Regions from separate parts of the Homo sapiens genome. Here all the other regions are linked to region 1. The links are chromatin loops, found by intact Hi-C in ENCODE. Cell type or tissue: mammary epithelial cell. All regions are shown on one strand. Links, peaks and the distances in the headings refer to the core of each region. The heading gives the core; the rest is flanking DNA.

The links. A loop is a pair of places that touch in the nucleus more often than their neighbours do. Peaks named below come from ENCODE experiments on the same cell type or tissue, not always from the same donor. Only the 100,000 strongest peaks of a DNase experiment are listed, where the experiment ranks them.
Region 2: it touches region 1 in a loop (4-fold over the local background); 7 of 110 quality-filtered maps call a loop at or near these places.
Region 3: a loop joins it to region 1, with 6 times the contacts of the local background. A loop is called at or near these places in 2 of 110 quality-filtered maps.

The regions. Positions count from the first base shown.
Region 1 is chr22:32,373,067-32,383,084 of GRCh38, reverse strand. It overlaps LOC339666 (a long non-coding RNA gene), which reads right to left and starts at 6,421. Exons shown (of 3, transcript NR_038918.1): 1 at 6,364-6,421; 2 at 5,348-5,759. It also overlaps the pseudogene IGLCOR22-2. In mammary epithelial cell, for the core only: a CTCF peak has its summit at 4,209; a DNase peak (open chromatin) is centred at 1,864; H3K27me3 peaks cover 195 bases.
Region 2 is chr22:32,103,307-32,113,324 of GRCh38, reverse strand. It overlaps SLC5A1 (solute carrier family 5 member 1), which reads right to left. Exons shown (of 15, transcript NM_000343.4): 14 at 8,434-8,539; 15 at 296-3,335. The coding sequence ends at 3,112. It overlaps LOC105373000 (a long non-coding RNA gene), which reads left to right. Exons shown (of 3, transcript XR_938172.3): 3 at 6,383-6,468. Among named protein-coding and RNA genes, the nearest start is that of C22orf42, 51 kb to the left of the region's middle. In mammary epithelial cell, for the core only: a CTCF peak has its summit at 9,484; no DNase peak of the experiment used is centred there.
Region 3 is chr22:32,438,655-32,448,672 of GRCh38, reverse strand. BPIFC (BPI fold containing family C) reads left to right here. Exons shown (of 17, transcript NM_174932.3): 5 at 1,333-1,461; 6 at 2,677-2,832; 7 at 2,975-3,038; 8 at 5,942-6,002. Among named protein-coding and RNA genes, the nearest start is that of BPIFC, 21 kb to the left of the region's middle. In mammary epithelial cell, for the core only: a CTCF peak has its summit at 4,331 (motif pointing right); no DNase peak of the experiment used is centred there.

The DNA.
Region 1 (10,018 bases), core at 706-8,705:
CTAGAATCTCAGCACTTTGGGAGGTCAAGGTGAGAGGATTGCCTGAGCCCAGGAGTTTGAGAGCAACATGGGCAAAATAGGGAGCCCCTGTCCCTACAAATTAAAAAAATATATATTAGCTGAAAATGTTCGCATATTTCTGTGGTCCCAGTTGGGAGGCTAGGACAGAAGAACCACTTGAGCCTGGGAGGTGGGTGCTGCAGTGAGCCATGATGGCACCGCTGCATTCCAGTCTGGATGTCAAAGCAAGACTCTGTCTCTAAACAAGTAAATACATTTGGAGTGGGGAGCGTTCGGCTCACCATTCCTTGCCTAGGCCTCCTCCTCTTCCCAGCCTCTGGTAACCGCTATTGAACTTTCTGCTTCTAGGAGATAAATTTTTTGGATCCTGCATGCCTGAGATCATGCAGTGTAGATCTCTCTCCAACCAGGGTCATTTCATAGTTTACCTAATGTCTTCCAGCTTTCTCCACCTGGCTGCAGAGGTGATAGGATTTCCTGGAGTGTTATGGCTGAAGAGTATTTCATTATATATATATATACATATATACATATATATATATATACACACATATATATATACATATATATATATATACATACACACACACACACACACACACACACACACACACGGCATTTTCTTTATCCCTTCACCTGAGGATGGACAGATAGGTTTATTCTGTACCTTGGCTGTCGTGACTAGTGTTTCAGTCACCATGGGAAGGCAGATACCTCTTTTGAACATGAGGATTTCACTTGCTTTAAAGGTATACCCAGTGGTAGGACTGCTAGCTGAAACGGTAGTTGTATTTAGCGTTTTGAGGAACTTCCAACTGTTTTTCACAGTGTGTAGAGTGATTTAATTCCTACCTATAGTGTATGAGAGTTTTCCTTTCTGCACGTCTGCACTGGCCATCCCCTTCAAAAATTATTGTTTTTGTTTTCGTAATATGCTTTTTTTTTTTTTTTTTTGAGATGGAGTCTTACACTGTCACCCAGGCTGGAGTGCAATGGCATGATCTCGGCTCACCGCAACCTCCACCTCCCGGGTTCAAGCGATTCTCCTGCCTCAGCCTCCTGAGTAGCTGGGATTACAGGCACGTGGCACCACATCTGGCTAATTTTTTGTATCTTTAATAGAGATGAGGTTTCACCACGTTGGCCAGGCTGGTCTTGAACTCCTGACCTCATGATCCACCCCCCCTTGGCCTCCCAAAATGCTGGGGTTACAGGCATAAGCCACCACACCTGGCCTGGTAATATGCATTTTTAGTGAAATAAAATAGTAACTGAGTGTGATTTTGATTTATGTTTTTGTGAGAATTAGTGATTGTGAGAAACTTTTCATTTGTGTCAATTTCATGTCTCCTTTTCAGACAGGGTCTATTCAGGTCCTTTAGGATTGGGTATTTGAGGTTGCAGGGGTTTTTCATTTTGTTGTTGATACTGTTTATTTCACCTTAGTCGTGTCAGTTTGTTGTACATGTTAGATGAGAATCCGTTTCAGAGATAGAATTTTCTCCAAAATTCTCTCTCAGTTTTTAGGGTGCCTTGACTCTTGGTTCATTGTTTCCTTTGCTCTGTAGAAATCCTAAAGTTTTACCTAGTCCCACATATTTATATTTGCATACTTTAGTGGTAATTTTTTATGCACCTATTTCCAATCCCTTATCATCCTCCCTTCTTCCCCCAAGCTCTAGTAACCGCTGTTACACTCTCTAGGTCTTTGAGATCAAGTTTTTTTTTTTTAGATTCTGTATGAGTGAGATAATACAAGGTTTGTCTTTCTCTGCCTGGCTCATTTCATTTACCATCACATCCTCCAGGTACAACCACAGGGCTCCCCATGAGGTGATGTCATCGAATTTTCCTGGCTGAAGAGTCGTCCTTTGTGTACACACATGGGAGTTTATTTTTTCATCTGCATATGGACGGTAGGTTGATTCATTTCCCTGACTGCTGTGAATAGTGCTGCAGTCCACCACCTCTCTCTTCCATGTACCAATTTCATGTGGGTTGAATGTATACCTAGCAGTACAATTGCTAGCGGAAATGGTCATTGTAGTTTTAATGTTTTGAGGAAGCCTCACATTGTTTCCGTAGTGTATGTATTAGTTTACTTCCCCAACAAGTGTGGAGAAGAATTCCCCCTCTCTAGAAATCCACACTGGCCAGTTGCTGTGGCTCACGCCTGTGATCCCAGCACTTTGGGAGGACGAGGCGGGTGGATCACCTGAGGTCAGGAGTTCAAGACCAGCCTGACCAACATGGTGAAACCCCGTCTCTACTAAAAATACAAAAAAAAAAATGAGCCGGGTGTGGTGGCAGGCACGTGTAATCCCAGCTACTCAGGAGGCTGAGGCAGGAGAATGGCATGAACCCGGGAGGTGGAGCTTGCAGTGAGCCGAGATCGCGCCACTGCACTCTAGCCTGGGTGACAGAGCAAGACTCCGTCTCAAAATAAAAAAAAATTGATATATCACATTAGATGATTCTATGAAATCATCTACTATATAAAATAAATATATATTATACATAAAATAAAAACACAAATCACACATTGACAATAACCCCTGCAGTCCAAGTACACCCCCACAATAGTACAAATTACACTTTAAAAAAAAAACTCAAGACATTTACACATTTAAACCAAAGTAATTGTCACTAGACTAAATACATTCATTCATCAAGTACAATAAATTTAGCATTGCTGCTTATAGTCACTAATAGCACAATTTTAGGTGCAATTTCACATGCTTTCATAAATCTTCCAGTACAGTTCCCATAGCAAAGTGTCTTTGTGCACGCCATCTTCATTTATATGCAGGTGCATCGTATATCATACTTAAAACTATTTTACGTCACAAGCTGTTAATATACATTTTAAGTGGACAGCAGGTAAAAAATTTAAACCTCAATGATGACAAAATTTAAAATTAAAGTCTTGAACACCTATAGTGATTTGTTTACTTGCATAAATACTATTTTCACTTAGTACAGGCTATTAAAATAAGCAGAGAATTTAAATATTAACTCAAAAAAAGATAGAGGCTCAAAACCTTCCTAAGAAATTAATGCGTTTTCAAAGTAATAATATAATGAGTCTGTAAGTCAAAAGGAATTTCATATTTATTGCCAAATTTAAAATACCAGTGATGTGAAGAGAAGATTGAGGCCTAAAATTGTGGTACTAAATTGTAAAATACAGTAAAGAAGATGCAGCTCATTTGCTTGGGAATATGTAATGGAATATTTTTCACAGTAATTTTTTTTTTTTTTTTTTGAGATGGAGTCTCGCTCTGTTGCCCAGGCTGGAGTGCAGTAGCACGATCTCAGCTCACTGCAAGCTCTGCCTCCCGGGTTCACACCATTCTCCTGCCTCAGCTTCCCGAGTAGCTGGGACTATAGGCTCCCACCACCACGCCCGGCTAATTTTTTGTATTTTTAGTAGAGATGGGGTTTCACTGTGTTAGCCAGGATGGTCTCAATCTCCTGACCTTGTGATCCACCCACCTCGGCTTCCCAAAGTGCTGGGATTACAGGTGTGAGCCACGGTGCCCAGCCAAGCCCCTGGATTTCTAATCCCCACAGTGGACTTGAGGAGTACAGTTGAACCCAGAGAAGATTCCCTGGCTTCTGCTGATACCACATGGTCACAAAGTCATCAACATTAAAGCCACTGCTCAGAGCACAGGCAAGTCTCGAAGTTCTCAGAGATAAAGATAGGGAGGTGAGTGAGTCAGTGCATACTCGGAGAGGAAACCAGGAACAGAGATGCTCATGGGTGAGGCAGCAAGGATACAAGTCTAGCTCTTCAAAGAGAGGAAGAGAGGGCACTGACCCAGGCTGGTGGCTGCTCAAGACATCTGAGGCCTGCCCCACGGCCTTAGCCACAGCTGCAGCAGGTGCCAGTTCAGCCTTCCTCATGTCTCGCAGCACCCCCATAATGAAGTAGTCAACCCCAACAAAAATGTGTATGCATTCTCCTGTCTTCTTCACTCAGGGCCTCTCTCTCCTCATGGATCCTAAGGCCCCTCTCTCCCTGGTCAGCCATTCGCTGCATGTGCAGCCAGTTCCAGGCCCTCAGCCAGCACATCTGCAGGACTGGCTCCCCAGTGGACACCATTGTCACCCCCACGGACACCACTCCCCTTTCCTAGCCTCTCATTCTAGGGCCTCCTGCTGGCTCCAGTGGGAACTACTTTCCATCTTTCCAGACCCTTCCCACATCCCTAGGTGGCAGCACAGCCTCAGCCAAGGACACTACCACCTTCCTGCACTGGGGTTCTGTGGCCCCACCCCAAATTTGAAACTTTCCACTAACCCTGGAGCCACTGCTTAGCCCATATCTGGGGCCCCTGTGGGGCAGCAGCACAGATCCCCACCTTTGACCACTGTTTCCAGTTTGGAGGCCTGCCACCTCCAGCTCCAGTCCAGCCCCAGCCTCCTGGAGGCCAGCCAGCCCCAGGCACCAAAACACATTCAACCTTGGGGGGCCATTACTCACCACTTCTACCTTGACCCCACAAGCACCCACCCTGCCGTATCCCCCTGGCCCATCCACTGCCCCTGGCTCTGCAGCTGCCACCTACACAGCTAGTGCCATGGCCACTATTTGGCCCAACGTACATTCTGGTAAGATGAGAGGGACAACATTTTTATCCATTTTTCCATGGATCAGGAGCTCTTTCTGTTTATGAGGCTGTGTTCAGCTATGTGACAGAGACAATCAGCCTTACCCATAATGCTGGAGTCCAGAGGTGGACAGAGGGTTTCTATTGACAAACCTGCATCTGGATAATGAGGCTCAAATCTCTGAAGGTCCATCCTCCCTGTCCTAGGTGACAAACACAGTGGCTCTGCCTCAGAGTCCATGGCACCAGTTGCCATGGTAACTCCCAATGTCTCTACTGCCCCTTGTGCAGGAGAAGGTGACCTCAGGGTCTGGGGCACAACAAGAGCTTTACAAGGGGAATTCTGCATGCACAGGTTGCGGAGTTCCTACTCCCTGATGTCCCACAACCCTCCCCGCCACCTGGACTGTTGAAAAGCTCCAATGGTAAGGTATGAGAGGAGAAAACACAAGATAGTTTCTGTGGTCTCTGAGAAAATCACCCATGGGGGTCCCTGTGGTCCTGAGTGGGATCAGCTATAGGAAAGTCACATCCATGAAATCAACATCCCCCAACTTCCCCAGAGCAGGCATGGTGTTTTTCCAGCAATGGTGGAGCCTCGCCTTCACCCTCTCACGCTCCACAGAGAGGTTTGCTGGCCTCAGGCCCTCATTTCCCCCCATCCATACCCCCAACCTCCTGACATGAACACTGAAGGTGCAGGTACCTACCTGTGAGTGACTCTGGCCACATCTTCGCTGGAACTCCCCTGGGACCTGTGTCCTCACTCATTTCACACCTTAGTGCCTCATCCCTGGGTCACGGGGAGCCTCAGGCAGCCCCAAGCACAGATGATCGGGGTTGGAGGGAGGTGACTGGAGAGGGACAAGGAGGTTTCTGCTCTGATCCCTCAAAGACAGTAGTCCATGCTGTAGCGACTGTCTACCTGCTTGAATGGTCTCCGGCCTCTGGCCGAAAAGAAAACTAGGAAAGGCTCATTTCTCTTCTTCCAAAAAATAATAATAATAAAAAAGTCAACTCCACAGGCTCTGAGTTTTGCTCATCTAGATAACCGGGCAACACCGCAGTGTATCAGGAGGTTTTTGTTTTTGTTTTCAGCATTCCTGAGACTTCAGAAACATTCTATGGAGAATTGAGAAGAGAGTATTTTTTGAGCCAGAAAGTGCTTTCCTGTGAAGTTTGTATATGTGAGTTATTTTAATATCTAAACATTGTCAGAGAACAAGACTCTGAGCAGGCTGAGGTTTTATCCCGCCTCCCCACCTGTGTGTCAGTGTGCGAAGGACTGCTGTGCTCAATCACACAGTAATTAGTCAGCCTCGTCCTCAGACTGGAGCTTAGATATGAGCAAAAGCCCTTTATTGGACCAGCCTTCCATCAATCCAGAGGAGCAGCTCGGGACCCTGGAGCCCTGGTCATGAAGTACATTTTGGTAGTGGCTCAGGAGATACCAGGGAGGGCTCCCTGGCTTATGCTGGTACCAGTATATCCAATAGAAATCAGCATGGACGCCAGTGCTCAGGATGCAGGGAAGTGCGGCTGGTGCTTCCAGAGATGCAGAGAGGGAGGGCGGCTGAGTCAGCACAGGCTGGGAGAGGGAACCTGCAGACACAGGTGGATATGGCTGCTGGCTCACTTACCAGCATGAAGTTGCTGGAAGATCTGAGCCAGAGGGGACTGCTGAAGCCTGGGGGACCTGCCCTGGACGTGGGAGGCCTGTCCTTACCTGGGAAGTGAGAGAGGAGCAGCAGGAGGACAGGAGCCATGGTGGACACAGCCCTTCTGAGGTCCAGAGCTGGAGTGGGCTGCTCCAGGCCTCTCTTATCCCTTCCACTGACCTCACAGAGGAGGAGTTACAGATGCCAATGTGTCCCCACATTGCCTGCCTCTACTTTACCCCATGTATTTATTCAAGTCCTAGGGGCTGGTGGACAGGGGAAGTCCGACAGGCCAGACCTGGGAAGAAGTGGGTGCTGGAACCACACCCAGGGAGGGCACAGCTTCCAGGTCAGCCTCAGTGAGTGCAGGCTCCATCACCCAGCCCTGCGGAATTTGTGGGGTAGGAGGGGGTTGGCACAGTTGTGGCTGCCCACTGCACAGACCCTGAGATCCACAGTGTCTCCTGCTGCTCTCTCGCCAGACTGCATTCCCTCAGTAGAAGTCATGTGAGTGGTGTCGGCCTGAGAGCCTAGTGAGTGTCAGTCTAGAAGTATCTATGGCCACGCCCTGGGCCATGGCCCAAGTTGCTGATACTAAAAGAAAGACAGCATTTTTCAATACGTTTTTCTTGCATTACTAGAAGGACATGGGCAAAATATCACCTCCACCCAATGAAAGGAGGCTGCGGGGAGGCTGCAGAGGGCTCTGGGAGCAAAGTCCTGGGCAGCTCCTTCCACAGAGGCCAGGGAAAGAGGTGATTGTGACTTGGGTCTCACTGGGCTGTGGGGTCCTGCTCTGGAACAAATACTCACACATTACTAGCTTTGGAAAGATAGGGCTTTGGAAAAAAAAAAGAGACATTTTCAATGCAATGATATGCTGAGGGGATGACAGAATACATCATTGATGAGAAGATTGAACAAGTGAAGTGTAAGTGTCAAGTCAGGTAAGGACATTTGAATCCAGACTGTAGAGGTCCTTGTGTGTCAGTGAGGGGTTTGGTTTGATTCATTATCTGGGATTGTTTCGGGTTGTGAACTGGAGGCAGAATAGATGAAACTGACAGTTTAAAAAGACATCCTTTGGTGTCAGGTTCAACAAAGAGCCTGAAGGCAGCCAAACAGGAGAGGGGGTATCAGGAGGGTTGATGGCTGATCCCAGGGATCTGGAGGAGGAAGGAGAAAGAACCCAGGAGAAACCACAGGGTAACTGTGTCCCTAGAGGAACGGTGAGAGAGGGATAGGGATAAAGCTGAGTGTTGTCGATGGGTTGACCAGGTGGGTTTTATTGTTGTTAACTGTCTTGCAGAGAGAGAGAGAGAGAGAGGAGAGAGAGAGAAGAGCCCAACTGTGCACTTTCTCAAGAGAAAACCTGTATCAATAATCAATAATAAAATGTACCTAGATCACCTCCCTACTCATTGCTGGAACTTTTACCTAGTGTCCTTTATGAAAGAAATACCTAGTGTCTTTATGTAAGAAACTATTTCAACATTTCTTCAAATTATCTCCCATATTACTTGCTGAGTTTTGTAATTATTTTCCTATAGATATGTTTGAAGTTTATCATTTTTAGTGAGACTAGAATAATAAACATTCTGCACTACTTTTAAAATTATATAAGCAATATATTTGATCTTATTAAGTATAAACTTGATGATTTTATTATTCATTCTAATAAATTTTTAACAATGTTTTAATGTTATTCATATATAGTTGCCTTTAAAATGTTAACACATTTATGTAAACTTTTTGTGCTCTTGTAATATCCTTGGCCTCTTATTTCTCAGGAACAAATTTCTACCACAGAGAAGAAATATTAGAAGTTATATCAAAAATGGAGTATGTTGTGAATTTTAAAAACCTTTTAAAATATGGCTTTTTAACCATTTTTTAAATTTTTATTTATTTTTTTATTATACTTTAAGTTCTGGGATACATGTGCAGAACGTGCAGGTTTGTTACATAGGTATACACGTGCCATGGTGGTTTGCTGCACCCATCAACCCATCATCTACATTAGGTATTTCTCTTAATGTTATCCCTCCCCTAGCCCCCAACCCCCGTCAGGCCCCAGTGTGTGATGTTCCCCTCCCTGTGTCCATGTGTTCTCATTGTTCAACTCCCACTTATGAGTGAGAACATGTGGTGTTTGGTTTTCTGTTTCTGTGTTAGTTTTCTAAGAATGATGGTTTCCAGCTTCATCCATGTCCCTGCAAAGGACATGAACTCAATACCATTCAGGACGTAGGCATGGCCAAAGACTTCATGAGTAAAACACCAAAAGCAATGGCAACAAAAGCCAAAATTGACAAATGGGATCTAATTAAACTAAAGAGCTTCTGCACAGCAAAGGAAACGATAATCAGAGTGAACAGGCAACCTACAGAATGGGAGAAAATTTTTGCAAAAGATGGCTTTTAAGTAATTTACACAGCAGGTTGTCTATTAATATGTAACATGCTAACAGATCTATTTGAGCGATCCTATTTCCTTGAGATTAAAGGTAGATTTGGCATTTTCTTCAAAAAGATATTTTTACTCTGTTTCTATAGTGTGAAATTGTACTTCATTACGAAGTGATCTCTTATGTCTGTCGTTAAAATAAATCAAACCAGAAACTAAATCCAGCTCTAGGAAGACTACACTTTATTTTATTTATCTCTGATGCATCTTATAATTTTTTTTGCTATGAGTGTCTGTGTGGATACTCTTCATTAAGAAAAACAGATTCTTTTGGAATATATTACCTTTCTACACTAACATTTCTTCCTGGCTAACACGGTGAAAACCCGTCTCTACTAAAAATACAAAAAATTAGCCGGGCGTGGTGGCGGGCGCCTGTAGTCCCAGCTACTCGGGAGGCTGAGGCAGAAGAATGGCGTGAACCCGGGAGGCAGAGGTTGCAGTGAGCTGAGATCGCGTCACTGCGCTCCAGCCTGGGCGACAGAGCAAGACTCCGTTTAAAAAAAAAAAAAAAAAAAGCTAGATGACAACCACAATACTAAGTAATGCAACTCTAATACTAATGCATTTTACATAGTTACTAAATAATCCATTTTCTTGCTTTCAATATTCCTAATGCTAGATGAAAGTACTGTTTAGTTTACCAAACCTTTAATCAAAAATGTCTAATCAGTACATCTTTTTAGCCCTTTAATTCATGTTAGAGAGTTTTAAGATGGAAGAAACAAATTAGACTCAAATTAAAAAAAAGTCTGACCTACAGTAGCTATTAGATAGTTAACATTTGTGACATCATCATGATTTTGTTCTGATACATGTATTTCACTTAGCATTGTTGAAATCAACTGGAATAATAGCCAAATAAAAACATTCTTTTAGTTATAATTTCAAAAACGATTGAAATTTATCAACAGTCATAACAACATCATTGTACTCTTAAATTAGACAATTCTTAGCACATATAAAAACATATTTACCTCTTTCAACTAGGACAATGTTAGAATTTATCAAAATTCACCATCATCAACTTTTTTTTTTTTTTCCAAAATCTTGATTGTTAGGTACTATAAAACTGCACCCTAATCAAATGATGTGTTTTTGATCTGATGATTTTACAAAGTTGGGAGGAAATTCAACGAAAAAAATACTTGTACAATTAAATTTCAAATCCTAAACATTTACTTATTTAAGCCTGCCTCTCTAAACTTAAAATAGATATCAGCTCCTCCAATAGGATGAGTAGATTTTCTCACTATA
Region 2 (10,018 bases), core at 2,019-10,018, 270 kb after region 1:
GATTTTGCGGCTGCTGGTCTGAAGATCACATTTTGAAAACCACTATTTAGAGTTAACTTCTAAAGGGGCTTCATTTCCTCACCAACACTGGAAGAATGGAGAAACCTTTTCCCCAGTTCCTCCTTTGAGATTTGTAGAGCTGTGTTAGGACCGAAAGCCTTTTCTGAAATCAAAGGTGTGTAGGTATGGCTGAGGTACATTACAGCACCCAGGGAAAGAAAACTCTGACCCCATTGACTTTTAGGGCCCATCTGCTTAATTCTGGCCCCTCCTCTACGTGTCCAGTGCCTGTCACTTTTTTTGGAAATTATTTTTATTTTTTAAATTCACAAATAATAATTATATATACTCATGGCATACAACATATTTTTATATATGTACATATTGTGAAATGACTAAATTAAGGTAATTAACATCTATTACTGCACATATTTTTTTGTGGTAGAACACTCACACTACTCTCAGCAATTTTCAAGTATATGTTATATTGCTATTAACTATAATTGATACATTGTACAATTGATTTTCTGAACTTATTCCACCTAACTAAACCTTTGTATCATTTGACCAACATCTCCCCAGTCCCTCCCTCCCCCAGCCCTTGATAACCATCATTCTACTCTCTGCTTCTGAGTTTGACTTTTTAAGATTCTACATATCAGTGAGATCATGTGGTATTTGTCTTTCTGGGGCAAGGCCTGATATTTTACAAGCTTGACTTTTGTGTTTGGTACTCATTAAATAGTTTATATGCACAACTCCCCACCCACACTGGTTCTCAAAGTCAGTCTCACAGGTGTAATATTTTTTCAGGCAGTAGGGTGAGGGGGAAAGCAGTAATGTTTATTGGGCATTTTCTACGGACCGGGCCTTTTAAGCAGTATCAATTGACCTCACCTAATCTTTACAACAGCTCTGTGAAGTCTGCATTATGCTTGGAGGAACCTGAGGTTCAGAGAGTTTTAGGGACTCAGCCAAGGTGAGGAACTTGGTGGTCATGGTGTAGGGGTTGACAGTCCCTCCTCCCTGCTGCAGAATGTCCCAAAGCAGCCTTCTAACAGTGATACAACATCTCTCCTTCAATTCTGAAGACCCTGGAATGGGGATGGGATGTAGACAAGTTAGAAGACCAACACCTATTGAGCACCTACTTATTTAAATAAATGTTATACTGATAAATGCTGTCAATGTATAACATTTAAATCTGTGAGCCAGGCATTTATGTCTCTGTTTTCAGATGAAAAATGAAGGTTCAAGGACATTGATCACGTTGCTCGGGGTATATCTGTACTCTGAGCCTTCTCCTCAGGTTGGTCTAGGTGGATATCTTCTCCTGACCAAAAACTGATAGGAGTCAAATATTTTCACGGTCAAAGCAGCTTCTGCTTTTCTACCAAGGCTCTTCCAAAACTTCTGGGAATGGATAACGATGTTTTCTGGTTCTACTTCACCCTGAGCACAAGGGAACCTGGTCCTTGAATGAACCTGCACTCAAAAAATCAAACTAAACACCGGATAGTTTAGATTGGCATAAATGCAAATCAGAGTGTTGGGCTTTGCTTGTATTTGCTGACATGCTATAGTACCAGAGTCAAGGTGCCAGGGTCCTGGGAGCAACAAATGCATTCCCATTGATTTATTGTTGAAAAACCCTCTGATCAGCCTACCCAAAGGCCCTGCCCTACCCTGCCTTGCCTCACCTACATACGTTCAGTTTGTAATTCTTTTTCCTTTTGCTGCACAATAACTGCTTCCGTTTACCTTTTTCACGGGAGACTCTGGCTTGGAAATCTCCAAAATGCATACTTTATCTGTGTTGTGGGTTTGTTTAGTATCTCTTCAAGACTCACTTGCTGACTTCCTAACCCTCAGTTTCTCACAGTGTGACTGTATTTGGAGGTAGGGGCTTTAAAGAGGTGATTAAAATGAAGACATTAGGGTGGGTCCTATTCCAATATGACTGATGTCCTTATCAGAAGAGTAGATTTAGGACACAGACAAAAGGAAGGCCACGGAAGACAGAGTGAGATATGACCATCTGCAACCAAGGAGAGAGGCCTCAGAAGAAACCAACCCTGCTGACATCTTGGCCTCCAACTTCTAGCCTCTAGAACTGTGAGAAAATAAATGTCTGCTGCTTGAGCCATCTGGTCTGTGCTACTTTGTTATGGCATCCCTAGAAAACTAATATAATCAGTTTGACAAATGCATCCCAAGTCATTAGTAACCAGTGAGCATACTTTGTGTAGCCACAAGAAAAGGTTAACTAAGGGCCAGGCTCATGTAAAAAGCAAGCAAAGATTTAAAAATAAATGCCTATGTCATTCATTTATTCAACACGCATTGCTGAAAATCTAAGACATTCCAGGCACTGTGAATGCCAAAATGAGTGGAATCCCAAACACGGGGAACTCACAATGGACATTTTAAGAAGCCCAGAAAATCCCCTGGATTCAGGCTATCTGCCTCCCCCACTAGCTTGAGGCTGGGGCCCGGGTCCCTCCCTTTTGTGGAAGTACTACCTTCCTCAGGCCTCCACTTCAGAGAGCAAACACCCAGGACAGGGAGCCCATCAAGCTCCATCCTCAGCTTCCATGCATTCCTCAGTTTACCTGATTGACACACTTGAGAGGGAAAGTCCAGGCAAAACTCAAGAGGGATATGATGAGGGGAAAACAGCTTTCTTTTAAAAAAAAAATGGGGAGGAGGACGGACAGGAAAAGTGGCAGGAACCAGGGAGACCAAAGTTTCTAAAACAATATTCAAGGATTATAAACCACACTGACACCCGGAATCTACCTGAGACAGACTCACGTCAGACATCAATCACATGGCTTCTGATTCTTAGTCTGCCTTTTTCTGGATGTGACTGAGTGGACTTCCCTTCTGCAGCTCCAGTAGGTACAGATGGCTGTATCACACTGGCTTCAAATGCATAAATTAACAGCAAACTAATGGTTTTCTTCCAGCTAGCCTATAATTACACATGTACACATTTATCCACCTGGGCAAAATTTACAACTGGCTGATTTCCCTTCAACACCACAGGACGAGACTAAAGGAAGGTGAGTAAGAGTCCAGCCATGGTAAATCTACAGCAAAAGGTAGGACTCAGGCAAAATATGCATGGCAAAAGACAGCCACGGTCACCAGGATGATGCCATTGACGTTCAACACTGTCCTCCACAAAGGCTTCTCAGAGGTGTCCGTCATCTTCATCTTCATGGCTTTCTCCTCTTCCTCAGTCATCTTGGGTGCACCGTGCTGCTCTAGCCCACAAAATAGGTCATAGGCTCTCCTGAAGATTCCTTTTTTCTTCTCAGGAACTTGTGTTTCTGGGCAAAGGCATAGAAGAATTATTGGACACAGAAGCAGGATGGACTAGAAAAGTTTTCAGGGGAGAAGCCACACCATGAAGCATCTGCTATTCTGCAGAAATTTCCCAAAAATGAGAAATTTCCCCAAATTTCCCCCATATTTTCTTGTTTTAAGGAATGAAAACGGTAGAAAATGTTCCAACAAACTTAATGACAAAATGGTCTTACTATCTGCATCCTTAGGATCAGCTAGTCTAAGTTTTATCTCTATCAGGCCCAATGCAAATTCATTTTGATTTGGAACAGTCAGATCAAATAATAGTTTATAATAAAGACACATTAATAATAGGCTGGGGAATTGTGCCATAGGAAGGAAAACTCAACTCTGAAACACAAAATCTCATATCTGTTCACTACATCACCAGAAAGCAGTCTGGCTGGCATGATTCAGGAGTGCGTTGGTTACATCTGTCCATTCTAAGGCTTCACAACAGACCCAGCCAGGTGGTAAGAACTGGTCTGAACAGCTCCTGTTGCGGCGCAGCAATGAGCAATACTTCCCAGGCTTAGGATCTAATGTCACATATCAGCACTGCTTAATCAAACTGTCCACACCTGGCCCTGATGCTCAAATTGAATACCCACCAAGGGAACTGATTCCCTCCTCTGAGCCCAGGCGTGGCCCTGGAGGTAGACAAACCTGGTTTCAAATGCCCACTCTGGCACTCACTAGATAAGAGATCAAGCCCACTGTGTTTTCAGCACCACAGTCACAGACCCTGCAAAGCACTTTCCCATTTTTACAAGTCACTGAATTTTATCTTTATTTTTTAAGAGACAGAGTCTTGCTCTGTTGCCCAGGCTGGAGTGCAGTGGGGTAATCATAGCTCACTGCAGCCGTGAACTCCTGGGCTCAAATGATCCCCCCCACCTCGGTCTCCTTAGTAGCTAAGCTGGGACTAAAGGTGCATGCCACCATGTCCAGTTAAATTTTTTTTTGTAGAGTATCTGAGTATGTTGCCCAGGCTTGTCTTGAACTCCTGGACTCAAGCAATACTCCCACCTTGGCCTCCCAAAATGTTGGGATTACAGATGTAGGTCACCATGGCCAGCATCACAGAATTTTAGCTTTAAAACATCACAGAATTTTAGAACTGGAAAGAATCTCAGTGACCAAGTTCACACGAGTCAGAATTGGGACCAAAACCTGGCTTTATGGTCTTGTTAATTCACCTCCCTTATCTTCATGTATCAGAAGAATTGGATAAATAATACCTTCTTCATTGTACTAATGAAGAATTTAATGATTTAATGAGAGAGCCTCTAGCTCTTATTGGGGTAGAGCCTCTCTTATTGTGGTAGAGCCTCTACCACAATGAGACCTTTTGACACTCAAAATACTCCTAATCCATGTCCCTTGACACAGTAGATGTCAAAAAGTGTAGGTCTCTTTCTATTCTCTCTTTTGTCTCACACACTCACACCTCTCCCCTTTGACTCACTCCACCAAAATAGCAGAGTGGGAAAGAAGGAGTAATAAGCTAGGATCACTGATGACCTCAAGTGAGAAATACATGACTTTCTGGGCCAATAAAAAGTTGAATGGCCAGCTGGTGTGGTGGCTCATGCCTGTAATCCCAACACTTTGGGAGGCCAACATGGGTGGATCACGAGGTCAGGAGATCGAGACTATCCTGGCTAACATGGTGAAGCTCCGTCTCTACTAAAAATACAAAAAAATTAGCAGGGCATGGTGGCATGTAGTCCCAGCTACTCGGGAGGCTGAGGCAGGAGAATGGCGTGAACCCGGGAGGTGAAGCTTGCAGTGAGCCGATATTGTGCCACTGCACTCCAACCTGGGTGACAGAGTGAGACTCTGTCTCAAAAAAAAAAAAAAAATTGAATGGCCTTAGGAAATTCTCTGTGTCACATTTTCCTGTTCTGGAAAGGAAGGAAAATTGGAAGAATTGTACTTGCGTTATCTGCCTTAAGAGGATGATGCATTGCTGAAATGAATCACTAAAGTGTTTATAATTAAAACATGTTATGATCATATCATTATCGATGATGGTGGTGGTGGTGGTGGTGGTGAGGATGATGATACTGGGACAGTGATGCACCTGCAAAGCTTCCTTGTGTTGCTGTTTCTCAGAGAATGGTGAATGTGACATTCATGGTCTGTAAAATCCCTAAAGATAGCTTAGTTTATTGTGCTTTAATAGGGTAGGATGTTCAGTCTGATTTCACCCTAAGTTCATGAAGACACAACAGAATTTGAGTGCTGCCATGAACCTCAGAGGTCACCAAGTCAAATCTCTAGCCAGTACGGAAGTTCCCTCTACAGAATCCTTGACAGATGTACACATACTGCTCATCCCTGTCCAGACCAACTCAATTAGAAACTCTTCCTTCAAAGCAATCATGATGGTGGTAAATATAGACAATTCTTACAGCAGAGCATAAGAGGCATGGGTTTTCATTTAGAATACTTTTATGTGATGAATCTGAGCTTTAGAACAATGGAATCACTTTCCCAGAGTATTAGGAAGAGAATTGATGATGATTAAATCCCAGTTCTTCCTGATTCCAAATCTCACAGTCTATCTCTGCACTATCTTGCCTCCTTACTCTGAGTTAAAATCGGATGAATTCTTTTCACCCACCAGTGTTAAGTCTGCCTTCTGGCATAAAAATAATCTCTTCTTCCACAATAAGATCTTTTGACACTCAAAATACTCCTAATCCATGTCCCTTTAAAATCTATGATATTCTTACACAGTGTGGAGACATTTTTGGAGGTAGGAGAAGTAGAGGGCATGTTCCTGCCTGCCTGCCCCAGGGAGGCAGGAAGGGGCTGTTTTCAGCACCATGGCCAGCTGCTGTGGCTCCAGGCTCTCTCCAGTATTTGCAGTCACAAGTTTTAGAATTGAAAGGTACTCGAAGATCAAGAGCAGATTGTAACAAAGCTGAGACCTTAGGCACAGCCTCTCCCTCCCTAAGCCTCAATTTACATGTCTATAAAATGAGATGATAAGACCAAATGATCTCTAGGGCTCTTTCCCCAGGTAGGATTCTATGATGTTCCTGATGGCCAGATTGAGAATCTGTTCTGAGCTACACCTGTGCTCTCCTTCAGATGGAGTGATATGAGGCCTCCAGCCCAGCACCAGGTAAAGCACATATGACCTTGAGCCCCCATAGCTCTGCACACCACACACCTCCACAACCATCCTCCACGTGTGCACGTTTCCCACATAGAGAGGAAAAGTTGCAATACTGAAGTAGAAGAAAGTATTAACTTACAGGATAAGTCTCTGGGCACTGACTAAGCGTTATTTCATTGGTCTTCGAGAGAAATTTGATTTTCTGCATTTGATATTGTAAGCCAGTATGACATAAGATCCCAAGGGCTTCTATCCCCTCATCTTGATGTCACTAGAACTGGCCATAGCTTTGGTTCCATCTGCCCTCAGTTCACAGGCTATGTCAGAAGAGCTCCAACTCTTCTCTTATCCCTGGCCATTCCTCAAATCAAGGCAGGGTGGCAAATTCCTCACCCACACTTACTCACTGAGTGCTGTCAAATATGAGGGGTAAGAATCCAATCAAAAATGGTCTAAAGATTTTAATAGACGTTTCTCAAAATATGATATATAAATGGCTAATAGGCACATAAAAATGTGCTCAACATCATCAATCATAGAAATGCAAATCAAAACTACAATGATATATCATCTCATCACAGTTAAAACGGCTTATATCCAAAAGACAGGCAATAACAAATGCTGGTGAGGATGTACACTGTTGGTGGGAATGAAAGTTAGTATGACCAGTATGGAGAACAGTTTGGAGGTTCCTCAAAAAACTAAAAAGACAGCTACCATATAATTCAGTAATCCCACTGCTGGGTATATGCCCAAAAGAAAGGAAATTAGTATATTGAAGAGATATCTGCACTCCTATGTTTGTTGCTGCACTGTTTACAATGGCTAAGATTTGGAAGCAACCTAAGTGTCCATCAACAGATGAATGGATAAAGAAAATGGGTACATATACACAATGGAGTACTATTCAGCCATAAAGAAAGAATGAGACCCTGTCATTTGCAACAACATGGATGGAACTGGAGATCATTATGTTAAGTGAAATAGGCCAGTCACAGTAAGACAAACATCTCATGTTCTCACTTATTTGTGAGATCTAAAAATCAAAACAATTGAACTCATGGACATAGAAAGTAGAAAGATGGTTACCAGAGGCTGGGAAGGGTAGTGGGGGTCTGGGGATGGGGTAGGGATGGTTAATGGGTACAACAAAAAAATAGAAAGAATGACTAACCTACTATTTGATAGCACAACAGGGTGGCTATAGTCAATGAAAACTTAATTGTACATTTTAAAATTAAGAGTGCAAGGCCGGGTGTGGTGGCTTATGCCTGTAATCCCAATACTTTGGGAGGCCAAGGCGGGCAGATCACCTAAGGTCAGGAGTTTGAGACCAGGCTAACCAACATGGAGAAACCCCATCTCTACTAAAAACATACAAAATTAGCCGGGCGTGGTGGTGCATGCCTGTATTCCCAGCTACTCAGGAGGCTGAGGCAGGAGAATCGCTTGAACCCAGGAGGTGGAGGTTGCAGTGAGCCGAGATTGCGCCATTGCACTCCAGCCTAGGCAACAAGAGTGAAACTCGGTCTCAAAAAAAAAAAAAAAAAAAAATTAAGAGTGCAACTGGATTGTTTGCAACTCAAAGGATAAATGCTTGAGGGGGTGGACACCCCATTCTCCATGATGTGCTTGCTTGCAGGCATGATTGCATGCCTGCATCAGAACATCTCACGTACCTCATAAATGTATACACCTACTACGTACTCACAAAAATTTTTTAAATATGAGGGGTGAGGGAGCTTGAATGATTCTGTACCCTTTCTTTCCCTTGAACTCAGAGTTAACTTCCCCAAACCCACTTATCCATCTCATCCCCACCCTACTCCTCACTGCCCTGGAGGGGAGACATCTGAGCTCTGATAAAATTATTTAGGGAAGAACTTCAGTAAAGTCTTGTTGTTGTAGGAGTAACTTTTATGGTTTAGGATCTGCTCTGGGTCATAAGTCACCTATTTCAATGGTCTCCTTAGGGCCTTCTTGGATGTTCTCCTCTTCCGCATCCAGGTCAATACGCTCCTCTTTGCTGTTGCGCAGGCTCCAACACAGACGGTAGAGCTGCAGAGAAGGCAGAACAGGTCAACAGAAAGATCCAAATAGCATCTTGGGACAAGAAGTTGGGGGGGCAAAGAGATATGCATCAAGGAAGGGAAGGGAATGTGGCATCTCAGTACCAGGAAGAACATACACAACGATTCTCATCCATAACATTATCTCTAAAAACATTGGTAACTTAGATAAAAGTAATATACATGTATATACTAGCCTCTATGATATATGCATATTCAGAGCTAAAAGATTGCCTCATATGGAAATGTTTGTTGAATGAACTCTTTTACGTGTGTGTGTGATAAATAATTTGTTCCTTTTAGCACTGGCAGTAGGAAGCAACAAGACAACCATTTGTCCAGGTTAGGAGTGTAAGTTCAGATTTTTGCACTATGTCACATTATGTGGATAAGAAGCTAGAATCATGAGCCATAATAGAATATGGTAGAGCTGAAGGCACAGTTTCTATTGACATAGTCAAGAGCATGAACCAAATACTTGATCTAGAGCATGAACTCGGTCTAGGGCATCAACTAGAAATGTGTTTGGGTTGTAATACTTTCAAAGACTTGAGACATGAGGAAGCAGTTGATACAACACAAAGAAAGCCTGTGACAGGTCCAGCAAATAGATGTGATTCAGTTCTGCTGCCATAAAAGCAGTCTTTGTTTGACGTTAGGTTTGTCACAGCTCTTAAAAATTTGGCAATGAAGTTGAAGGTCTCTTAGGGATTCCATAGTCTGTGCATGCATGAGTAAAGTAAAGGATTAACAAAATCCTTCTGTTTTCTAGGAATAAATATGACCTTGGGTTAACTTTCTGGCTCTGTTCCCTTGGAAACCTGGAAATCTGTGTTGGGTTACCAGACTACTAATAAAAATGGCTCATAATTGGTCATCTTTATCTAAATTGGGAGAGCCATGAATGAATTCTAAACCAATGGGGGCATCTAGAGTTAAAGAAGAGTAATTGCAACTTTTGAAGTCTTGAATCAATTAGACTTTGATATTGTTAGAAATGTTTTACATCCTATGGTCAATTTTTGGTGGACTAATTTGGAAAAAAAAATCAAGAGGCAAACTATATTTTGGGTTTCCCTGAGTAGACTGATTTTTGTAACTAGGTATGTGCTTTGTTGGGACCTTTGAAAGCTTTGACCATGGGACTGTCAAAAGAAATACCAGTTTCTATTTGGAACATAGGCTTCTAAGCCAGGTAGCCCTGTACCACCCATGTGATCTTACGCACCTGAGCTGTCACTTGGGGAGCAGGTTTCAGAGAATAAGCCCTGGAATAAAGGGTGGACAACTGTGAGGACTCTGACTAAAGACATGGGCTTGATATCAGCCTGTTGGCACACCATGTTTCCTGGCATGTATCCTTCCACGTGAAACCAATGGCAAGTCATGTGAATGTGAATATAAGATGTATAATTTTGCTGAGGCTGACCAAGAATGTTGTGGCATGTCAACATCACTAATCATCAGA
Region 3 (10,018 bases), core at 1,210-9,209, 65 kb before region 1:
CCACCGCGCCCAGCTGTTCATAATAATTTCTTATAATGCATGTGGCCATCTACCTTTGCAGGTTACATGCAACTCACTGCCTCCTAGTTACCCTTTTGACAGCCCAGAGAATCCTAGGGGAAGTCAACTCTCTAAGTTTCTCCACTAGCAAAGATACTGTCCACATAGAGGACATTTGGAAATAGGAGGAAGGCACGTTTCTGATTGTCCCAATGACAGGTGGGGAGGGACACTACTGGCATATGCACCAAATGTCCTGTAATGTGTATGATAGTCCTCTACAAAAATAGCTGTGCCAAGGGCTGGACACAGTGGCTCACGCCTATAATCCCAGCACTTTGGGAGGCCGAGGCGGGCAGATCACGAGGTCAGGTCAGGAGATCAAGACCATCCTGGCTAACATGGTGAAAGCCCGTCTCTACTAAAAATACAAAAAATTATCCAGGTGTGGTGGCATGCGCCTGTAGTCCCAGCTACTTGGGAGGCTGAGGCAGGAGAATCCCTTGAACCCAGGAGGCGGAGATTGCAGTGAGCTGAGATCGTGCCACTGCACTCCAGCCTGGGTGACAGAGCGAGACTCTGTCTCAAAAAAAAAAAAGAAAAAAGAAAAAAAATAGCTGGGCCGTGCAAAATACAAATATCACCCCTTTCGTGAAACACTGGAACTGCTGAAGGAAAAATAATGATGGCAATGTTGTGCCTTTTTTTTGTCTTTAAATAAGCTAAACAAGTAGATTGTTTGATTATTTACAAATATATTTCTAGGCCAGGCGAGGTGTCTCATGCCTGTAATCCCAACACTTTGGGAGGCTGAAACAGGAGGCTTGCTGGAGGCCAGGAGTTCAAGACCAGTCTGGGCAACACAGTGAGATCCTGCCTCTACAAAAAAAATAAAAAATATTAGCCAAGTGTGATGGCACATGCCTGTAGACCCAGCTGTTTGGAAAGCTGAGGCAGGAGGATTACCTGAGCCCAGGAGTTCGAGGCTGCAGTGAGCTATGATCACACCACTGCACTCCAACCTGGGAGACAAATGAGACCCTGTCTCAAAAAAAAAAAAAAAAAGAGAGCGAGAGAGAAGAAAAATTACATATATATTTCTAAACTTGCTCATTTCCCTCATCAACTGGATTCAAGGGACTTCCTGGTAAGAGTTTGAGGAGAATTAGGAGGCAGTTCCCCAGAGACAGCCTTGCAGACAGGAGGTTCTTTTCTCTGTAGGAGTTCACAATGGCCTCAATGGTAAGAGCTCTGCAACTGTGTTCCCAAGTTTGCTTGACTGAAGAGATGTGCTGGAAGAGTCGCCCTAACTTCTTGTTTCTGGTTTTACAGTATAAAAATCAGTGCCTTTTCATTTCCAAATACCTCATTGGCTTTTGTGCCTGGAGTGGGAATCAAAGCGCTAACCAACCATGGCACTGCCAACATCAGCACAGACTGGGGGTTCGAGTCTCCACTTTTGTGAGTATTCCACTGAAATGTCTGCAGCTGTTCTGGGAGAATGTGAGCAAAAACGGAAAATGTAGAAATTCACCAATGTTTTTGGCAATAGGCTTCTTTCCCTCATTATTAACAATCTTTCTCAAAAGCATTTTTTTCCAGGTGAGGCTTAAATTAGGAAATCCTACTGGGGGGTTTTGATGAAAAACATTCTTCTCTTAAAGGCAGAGCATATGATCAAATGTCATTTAAGATTCTCTTAAGAACTAGAAGTCCCTGACTATCAGAGAAACAGATGCATGCTCAACATTTTCGATCACCCACAAATCACTGCATGATCTTGAGCCAGCCATTCAACACACTTCCCCATCTGCAGGAGTAAGTGATGGGAAATGGAGTCTTTCTCCCTCACACAGAGGTTGAAGAATGGTAGTCAGCTTAAGCCTGAGCCCAACTGGAAGGCCTTTGCACCCTCGTGTAGAAGGAGGAAATCAGATTCAAGGTACTTTTACAGGCCAGTTGCAATGTGTAAATCACTGTTCTGGGTGTAATGTTTAGGTCTGCCTTGGTTGGTGCCACAGGATAACACATTCATTCTTCCACTAAGTCAGTCAACAACCATTTATTGAGTGCCTGCTGTGTAACATTTATCCCCATCTAAAGAACTCCAGTCTTGTAGATTGTAGAGAAATGACACGTTCCCCACAGCAACATAGATTCATGTATTCATTCATTTATTCAATGACTCATCAACCATATGCTGAGTACTTACTCTGTGTCAGGCCACATGCTAAGTCTTGGGGACATGGAAATGAGTAACACACAATCCACTCCCTCAAGGAGTTCACAGACTACATCTAAGCATCACTTTTTCATCTATGCCCTTCCTGAATAAAGTGTTGCCAGTCTTGCCCTTTCTTTTCTCTCCCCAAACAAACATTGTATATGAAGGGTGCTCAATACAAGCTCACTCGCTGCCAGGGCCAGAGCACTCAGGGTGAAATAATTAGAATATCCCAATAGCTGTTAGCTTTCACATATTCAGTACTTCGTCTGTTCTGGGAATATTCAATCAGCACCCACTCTGCTCCTACCTGTTGTAGGTGCAAGGAAGTCAGAGGTGAACATGACAAAGTCACTGCAGTCCAGGAGCTTAGAGTCTCTGGGTAATCAGAGAAACAAGATCCATCTCTGTGCCTGACTCAGGCTTGGATAACCTTGCACTTCTTTAAACAGCCAAGACACAGGAGGGGCTGATCTGTTTCTCTCCGGAGTCTACTTTACCGGTATCATTATCCTAACCCGAAATGACTTTGGTCATCCTACCCTGAAGCTCCAAGATTGCTACGCCCAACTGAGCCATGCCCACGTCTCATTTTCCGGAGAACTCAGGTGAATGAGAGCCCTGGGTTGGGCAGTGGCTAGTTAGGGGCTGGATACTCAGGCATCGCCTAGGGAAGGTTTACAAATGGCTGATTATGGTCTCTGAGTAACCTCTTTTTTTTTTTTTTTTTTTTTTCATTTTTTTCCTCAGTGTTCTGTATAACTCCTTTGCTGAGCCCATGGAGAAACCCATTTTAAAGAACTTAAATGAAATGGTGAGTCTTTAGAGGTTAGGCAACCACAGTAAAATGCCATTAGTAGAAGTTCTATCATCCTTTAATTAATTCTTTTTTGTTTGTTTGTTTGTTTTTTTGAGACAGAGTCTCGCTCTGTCGCCCAGGCTGGAGTGCAGTGGCACGATCTCCGCTCACTGCAAGCTCCGCCTCCTGGGTTCAAGGGATTCTCCTGCCTCAGCCTCCCAAGTAGCTGGGACTACAGGTGCCCGCCACCATGCCCGGCTAATTTTTTGTATTTTTAGTAGAGACGGGGTTTCACTGTGTTGGCCGGGATGGTCTTGATCTCCTGAACTCGTGATCCGCGCACCTTGGCCTCCCAAAGTGTTGGGATTACAGGCATGAGCCACCGCGCCTGGCCAATCCTTTAATTAATTCTTAATCAAGAAACCTTTATTGAGCATCTACTGTGTGCTAGGCACTATCCAAGGCACTTTCACACACATTAAATATCCTTTGCAACTTAATAACAGTTTCTCAAATCCCTACTATGTGCCAAATATTGTGGTAGGTGCTTGGGATGCAGAGATAAAGAAAGCAACAGCACATCTCTCAAATTTCTTACCATAGGGTGGGCAAACAACCAACAAGAATTTACTTATTATGTACCTATTGCATGCTCAGCTGCCATGGACTAGGATCTGTTGGGAATAGGACAGAGGGATACACTTGTGTATTCAAAAGCTCAAACTCGGGCTTGTGAAACAATAACTAACTGAGTACTTGAATTTAGTATACAGTTACACGATCATTAGATTGAGCAGGAGAGGTTCAGAGAAATGGAAAATTTTGAAGAAATAGGGCCTGGAAGTGTCCTGGGAGATAATTTTTACAGGATGCAGAACTTGAACTAGATCTTAACATATAGGTAGGATTTGTATATGTAAGGAATGAAGGATAAGAAGAGGTATTTCCAGGACATACAATAGGAATAAGTTAAGAAAATAGAATATATTAAGATCCTTTCCAAAGCTATAAGGCTTCTAGTCTCAGAAGTCAGTGTCTGAAGAAGGGAAAGATGGAATTGTCTATGCACTCTCTTTCCAATAATGACCACACCTTCCCTGAACCGTTTACCTGTATTTTGGGGGAGATAAGGACAGGGATGAGGAGGAATAGAAAAGAAGGAAGACTCTTCTGGAAAAGAAGGGACAAAGACAGGGTCTGGTCACGTCCATCTCTCTAGTGCTCAGCTCGGTGCTTGACAGACATTATAGGTGCTTAATGAAAGTCGTAAGGAAATCAACACTCAGAAGCATCAAGCAGCTCATCCCAGGAGGTGGCGCAGCTGTCCAGGACTCAGAAGCCTTATAGTCCTTCTCCATCCTTACCTGACAGATGCTGAGTGCCAATGAGTGTGCATATTAGAGTCCCTGGCAAAGTGCACTGTCATCCTCAAGGACCCCAAACTTGATCATTCCCCTGTTTGAAACGAGGCACGGTCCTTTTGCCTCTGACAGGAGGCCAGTGAAGAATGAGTTATGTCACAGAAGCCAATAATTAAGTTTGCCTGAAATTGATTTATGGCTTAAAGATAATAGATGTTTCTGTGATTCTCTCTGTGCCACTGGAAGATAGAAAAGAATGCTGAGACCACAGCTGTCTAGCTGTGTAAACTGAGTTCAAATCCCGGCTATGCAACACCTGGCAACTCACTTAACCTCTCTAAGCTTTGGTTTTCCCATCTGTAATTAGGGGACCGTCATGCCTCCCTCTCAAGGCTGTAGTGAAGGTGAAATGGAGTTAAACTAACAACGGCTAACACTTACTCAATGCTTACTATAAGCTGGGCAAGTTTACATGGATTACTTCCATTTCTACTCACAATGTGATGAGGTGGACACAATTATCATCCCCATGCAAATGTTGCAGATGTGGAAACTGAGATCAAAGAATACAAGTAACTTGCCAAGGGATTCAACCCTCGGCCCCAGGCAGCCAAGCCTGTGCTGTACCCACTATGCCAAGCACATCAATGAGCACACAAGAGGCACATCAGTGCTGATACCTCTGCCCCTTCCTAAAAATATTAATGTGACTCAAGACTAATTTTCAAATTCCAAAAAGGTGGCAACAAAATAGATCTCTAAGTAGATCTCTGATATAATGTGCTCTCCAACTAGCCCAGGGGGAAAGTAAAAGCTCTAGCTCTGGGGCCGGGCGCGGTGGCTCACGCCTGTAATCCCAGCACTTTGGGAGGCCGAGGCGGGTGAATCACGAGGTCAGGAGATCGAGACCATCCTGGCTAACACGGTGAAACCCCGTCTCTACTAAAAATACAAAAAATTAGCCGGGCATAGTGGCGAGCGCCTGTAGTCCCAGCTACGCAGGAGGCTGAGGCAGGAGAATGGCATGAACCAGGGAGGCGGAGCTTGCAGTGAGCCGAGATCGCGCCACTGCACTCCAGCCTGGGTGACAGAGCGAGACTTCGTCTCAAAAAAAAAAAAAAAAAAAGCTCCAGCTCTAACCATTCCAGGTAGGGCATGCAACCGCTCCTAGAGGAGATGGCAAGCTGGCGGCACCCCCAGCAGTCAGGAAAGATACAGCAGCTCCAGCAGCAGGTTCCTCGGGTATAACAGCATGGACTGGGACGCATGCCCTATCATGTCACAGAAAGAAACGACAAGGGCTCACTCACTCTTTACAGGGCTGATTGGATGTAGTGCTAGTTGCTACAAAGTTCAGCTGGCATTCAGTGACATACCACCCGTATCTACGTAAAGCGAGGCCCATAGACATCAACAAATTTAAGAGAATGTCTCGATGACCAAAGGGATAATGACTGCTAACCAGAAGGCCTTTGTTTGCAGGGTCTAGGCCCATCAATAAGGCTTTCCAGTACAACATGGTAACTTGCTTTTTTCTTTTTATTCCTTTGTGGCCAGCTCTGTCCCATTATTGCAAGTGAAGTCAAAGCGCTAAATGCCAACCTCAGCACACTGGAGGGTGAGTCTTAGAACTGTCTTTTCCAGATGGTTGTCTTCCTACCTTCAAAAGCTGGTACTGCCTGGGTTTGCTTTTCAAGGCGGTATAGCTTGAGCTATCCATCCTGCTTCATATTCTGCAAATTAGAGCCCCGGGAAGGTGCTTGGGAGGATGTGCCTTGTGCTTAGGGCATATGTACTCTTTGGCTAATAACTAACTTCACTGCCACAAGAGGGGTGGCTCCAGGGGGATGAGATGTAGGTTCAGGAACTAAACCCTCACGAGCACGAACCCAAGCAGTGACATTACATCCCTTCTCTTCAGAGGGATTAACACTGATCTTGACCAGGTTATTCTGGGGTTCTCAGCCTGCAGTGGCTGCCCTGAGCATCAAGTCCTCGCACCTTAGCATGGACTACAAGATTCACCACACCCCATCTCCTACTTACCTCTCTCTGCTTCATCTTTCTCTTTACCTTTCTCTGCCCCAGCAATCAAACTGTTTCCACTGCCCTCCTCACCCCTTGCCTTTGCTTTTGCTGTTTTCTCTGCCTGGAAGAGCTTCCTCTCTCCTCCATCCTTTCATTCCTTTAACCCAGGAGTCCCCAGTCCCTGGGCCACAGACAGGTTAGAAACTGGACTGCACAGCCGGAGGTGAACAGTGGGCAGGCGACTGAGCATTACTGCCTGAGCTCTGCCTCCTGTCAGATCAGTGGCAGCATTAGATTCTCATAGGAGTGCGAACCCTATTGTGAACCGTGCATGCGAGGGATCTAGGTTGCATGTGCCTTATGGGAATCTAATGCCTGATGATCTGAGGTGAAACAGTTTCATCCCGAAACCATCCCCCCCAACCCCAGGCCATGGAAAAATCATCTTCCATTAAACTGGTCCCTGGTGCTAAAAAGGTTGAGGACCGCTGCTTTAACAGATACATATTGAGTGCCCATTTCTAAACCTGCAGAGTTTAGCCAGCACTGTGCTAAACCCTGGAGGATTTAATCCTTTCCGTTCTCTATCTCTCTTTATATGTTGTGTTCCCTCCTCTTTATATTTAAGACCCAGCTCAGACATAGCCTCTTCCAGGAAACCTTACCTGACAGCCCCCACTCCGTAAAGTTATGCCTCCTCTGTGCTCACATGACACTTTGGACATCTCTCTCTCACTTTGCACTCCATCCATTCATTCACCAATGGCGCGCTGAGCACCTGAAATAGCCTGAGCACTGTTCTTGGTGCTGGGGATGCAGCAGTATTCCCAGGCAACAGACATACCTGCCGTCATGGGAGTAGTGGGAGGAGACAGACAGCAAGCAAGATAAACAAGTAAAATCTAAGTTATGGCAGTGATAAGTGGTAAGAAGAAAAATAAAGCAGTGGAGGAGGTGGAGAGGAATTTCCATTCTAGATAGAGTGACCAGGAAAGCCACCACTGAGCAGGTGGCATTACTAGAAAAACCCAAAGGGAGTAGAAAGTGAGCTGCTGCTCAATCTAGATGAAGATTCCAGATCGAGGAAACTGCAGGCACAAAAACCCTGAGGCTGAATATCTCAAGTGTGCTGGGGAGGCTGTGAGAAGGACACACTAGGAGCAGGGGGTTGGGGGAGAGCAGGCAATGAGGCCAGAGATGGGGAAGAGGGGATGGTTTGATCTTCAGGGATGTGTAGGGACTGCAAAGTCCACCTCTTAATCTAAGATGGGATGCCTTTGAAGAGTAAGGCCGGCATGACTTAACTTACAGTTTAAGGAGATCGGTCTGGCTTCTGTGCTAAAAAAAATAGACAGGAAGGAAGGGGGTCAAGGGCAAAAGCAAAGAGACTACTTAAGAGATGAGTGCAGTGACCCATACAATTAATGATGGTGGCCGGCCTAGGGTGGGGTGATGAAGATGGTAAGGCATGTTGGGATTCTGGATGTACCTTGAAGGTCAAGACAGTGGTTTTTGTGCAACAGATCAAATGTAGGTCAGGAGAAGAGTGAAGGGTGACTTTGGTGGGTAAAACCCTAAGCAATTGGAAAATTGGAAGAAGGGATTTAGCATTTATTGAGATGGGAAAGAACCTAAGAACAAGTTTGTAGCAGGATCATCAGGAGCCCAGTTTAGATCAGCCTTTGCTGTGTTGTATTATAATTTCCTGTTGATATATCTGTCTACTCCCCAAGACTATGAGTTCCTTGGGTGCAGGAACTTTGACTCACCGCTGTGCCCCCAGCGTCAGGCACAGCACCTAGCCCATTAGATTAAGAAATATCAGGCGCAGTGGCTCACTCCTGTAATCCTAGCACTTTGGGAGGCCAAGGTGGGAGGATTGCTTGAGGTCAGGAGTTCAAGACCTGCCTAGGCAACATAGTGAGACCTTGTTTCTATATAAAAAAAATTTTTTTTTAATTAGCCAGGCATGGTGGCGTGCGCCTTTAGTCCCAGCTACAGGGAGGCTGAGGTAGGAGGATTACTTGAGCCCAGGAGGTTGAGGCTGCAGTGAGCCAAGATCATGCAGTGAGCCAAGATCCAGTCTAGGTGACAAAGTGAGATCTTGTCTCAAAAAATATATATATTAGACTGATAAATGGATGCAGATGGATGAAAGAAAATGAATGGATTGGAGATGTAGGGAAGGAAAACAAGATGTAGTGAGGAAAGAAGTAGCCAAGGATCACCATGTTCTAGCTTTCCTTGAGCAAGTTCCTTTACCTCTGAGCCTCACTCACCACATCTGTGAAATGATTGCTGTCCCTCAGAGTAACAACTTGAAAGTATTTTAAAAACTGTGGCAATGGCCAGGCACAGTGGCCCACACCTGTAATCCCAGCACTTTGGGAAGCTGAGGCGAGCAACTCGCTTGAGGTCAGGAGTTCAAGACCAGCCTGGCCAACAGGGTGAAATGCTGTCTCTACTAAAAATACAAAAATTAGCCAGAGGTGGTGGCGCAGGCCTGTAATCCCAGCTACTTGGGTGGCTGAGTCAGGAGAATCACTTGAACCCGAGAGACAGAGGTTGCAATGAGCCAAGATTGTGCCACTGCACTCCAGCCTGGGTGACAGAGCAAGACTCTGTCTCAAAAAAAAAAGTGAAAAATAAAAAATAAAAACTATGGTGGCTTAGGATAATATTATTCCTTTATCTTAGCAAGATACTTCATCTCTTCTTGCTTTTCATCTCCATCTATGACATGCAAGAAAAGAGAAGACATGATGCTCAGGTAACTTTCTCTAGAACAGGGAGTAGGTCTTCATATTGTAGAACACATAATGGTGGTCAGGAAAGCAGCTCTCCAAAGCCGAGTGGGAAACCTGAGCCCTGAGTCACTGCACATACAACTAGCTTCAGAGACTAAAATCTGTGCTTTCATTTATTTTTTTTTTTTTAGACGGAGTTTCGCTCTTGTTACCCAGGCTGGAGTGCAATGGCACAATCTTGGCTCACCGCAACCTGCGCCTCCTGGGTTCAAGAGATTCTCCTGCCTCAGCCTCCCAAGTAGCTGGGATTACAGGCGCGTGCCACCACACCTTGCTAATTTTGTATTTTTAGTAGAGATGGGGTTTCTCCGTGTTGGTCAGGCTGGTCTCAAACTCCTGACCTCAGGTGATCCGCCCACCTCAGCCTCCCAAAGTGCTGGGATTACAGGCGTGACCCACCACACCCAGCCCAATCTGTGCTTTCTGGAACTTCACCCACCACTGCACCCTGGTCCCCTTGACTTCTGCTTTATTCTGAAAATGATAATACATAAAATTATTTGGATTAGCAGCACTGTGCCTAAGAATCTCCTTGGCCTCTCCAATTTAGTGGACTTTATTTTCTCTCACACAATCTGTTTCTAAAAATATTTCTAATGACAACAGTAAAGCATACTCCTTGTTAAAAAAAAAAAAGTTCTAACTGCAATTTATAACATCAAACTGAAGAGTCTTTCATTATACCAAGCCAATACATATCTCTAAATATTGATATGAGTTTTGTGTTTGTACTAATTTCCTTTTTAAAAAATAACTATATAGGGCTGGGTGTGGTGGCTCACTCCTGTAATCCCCGTAC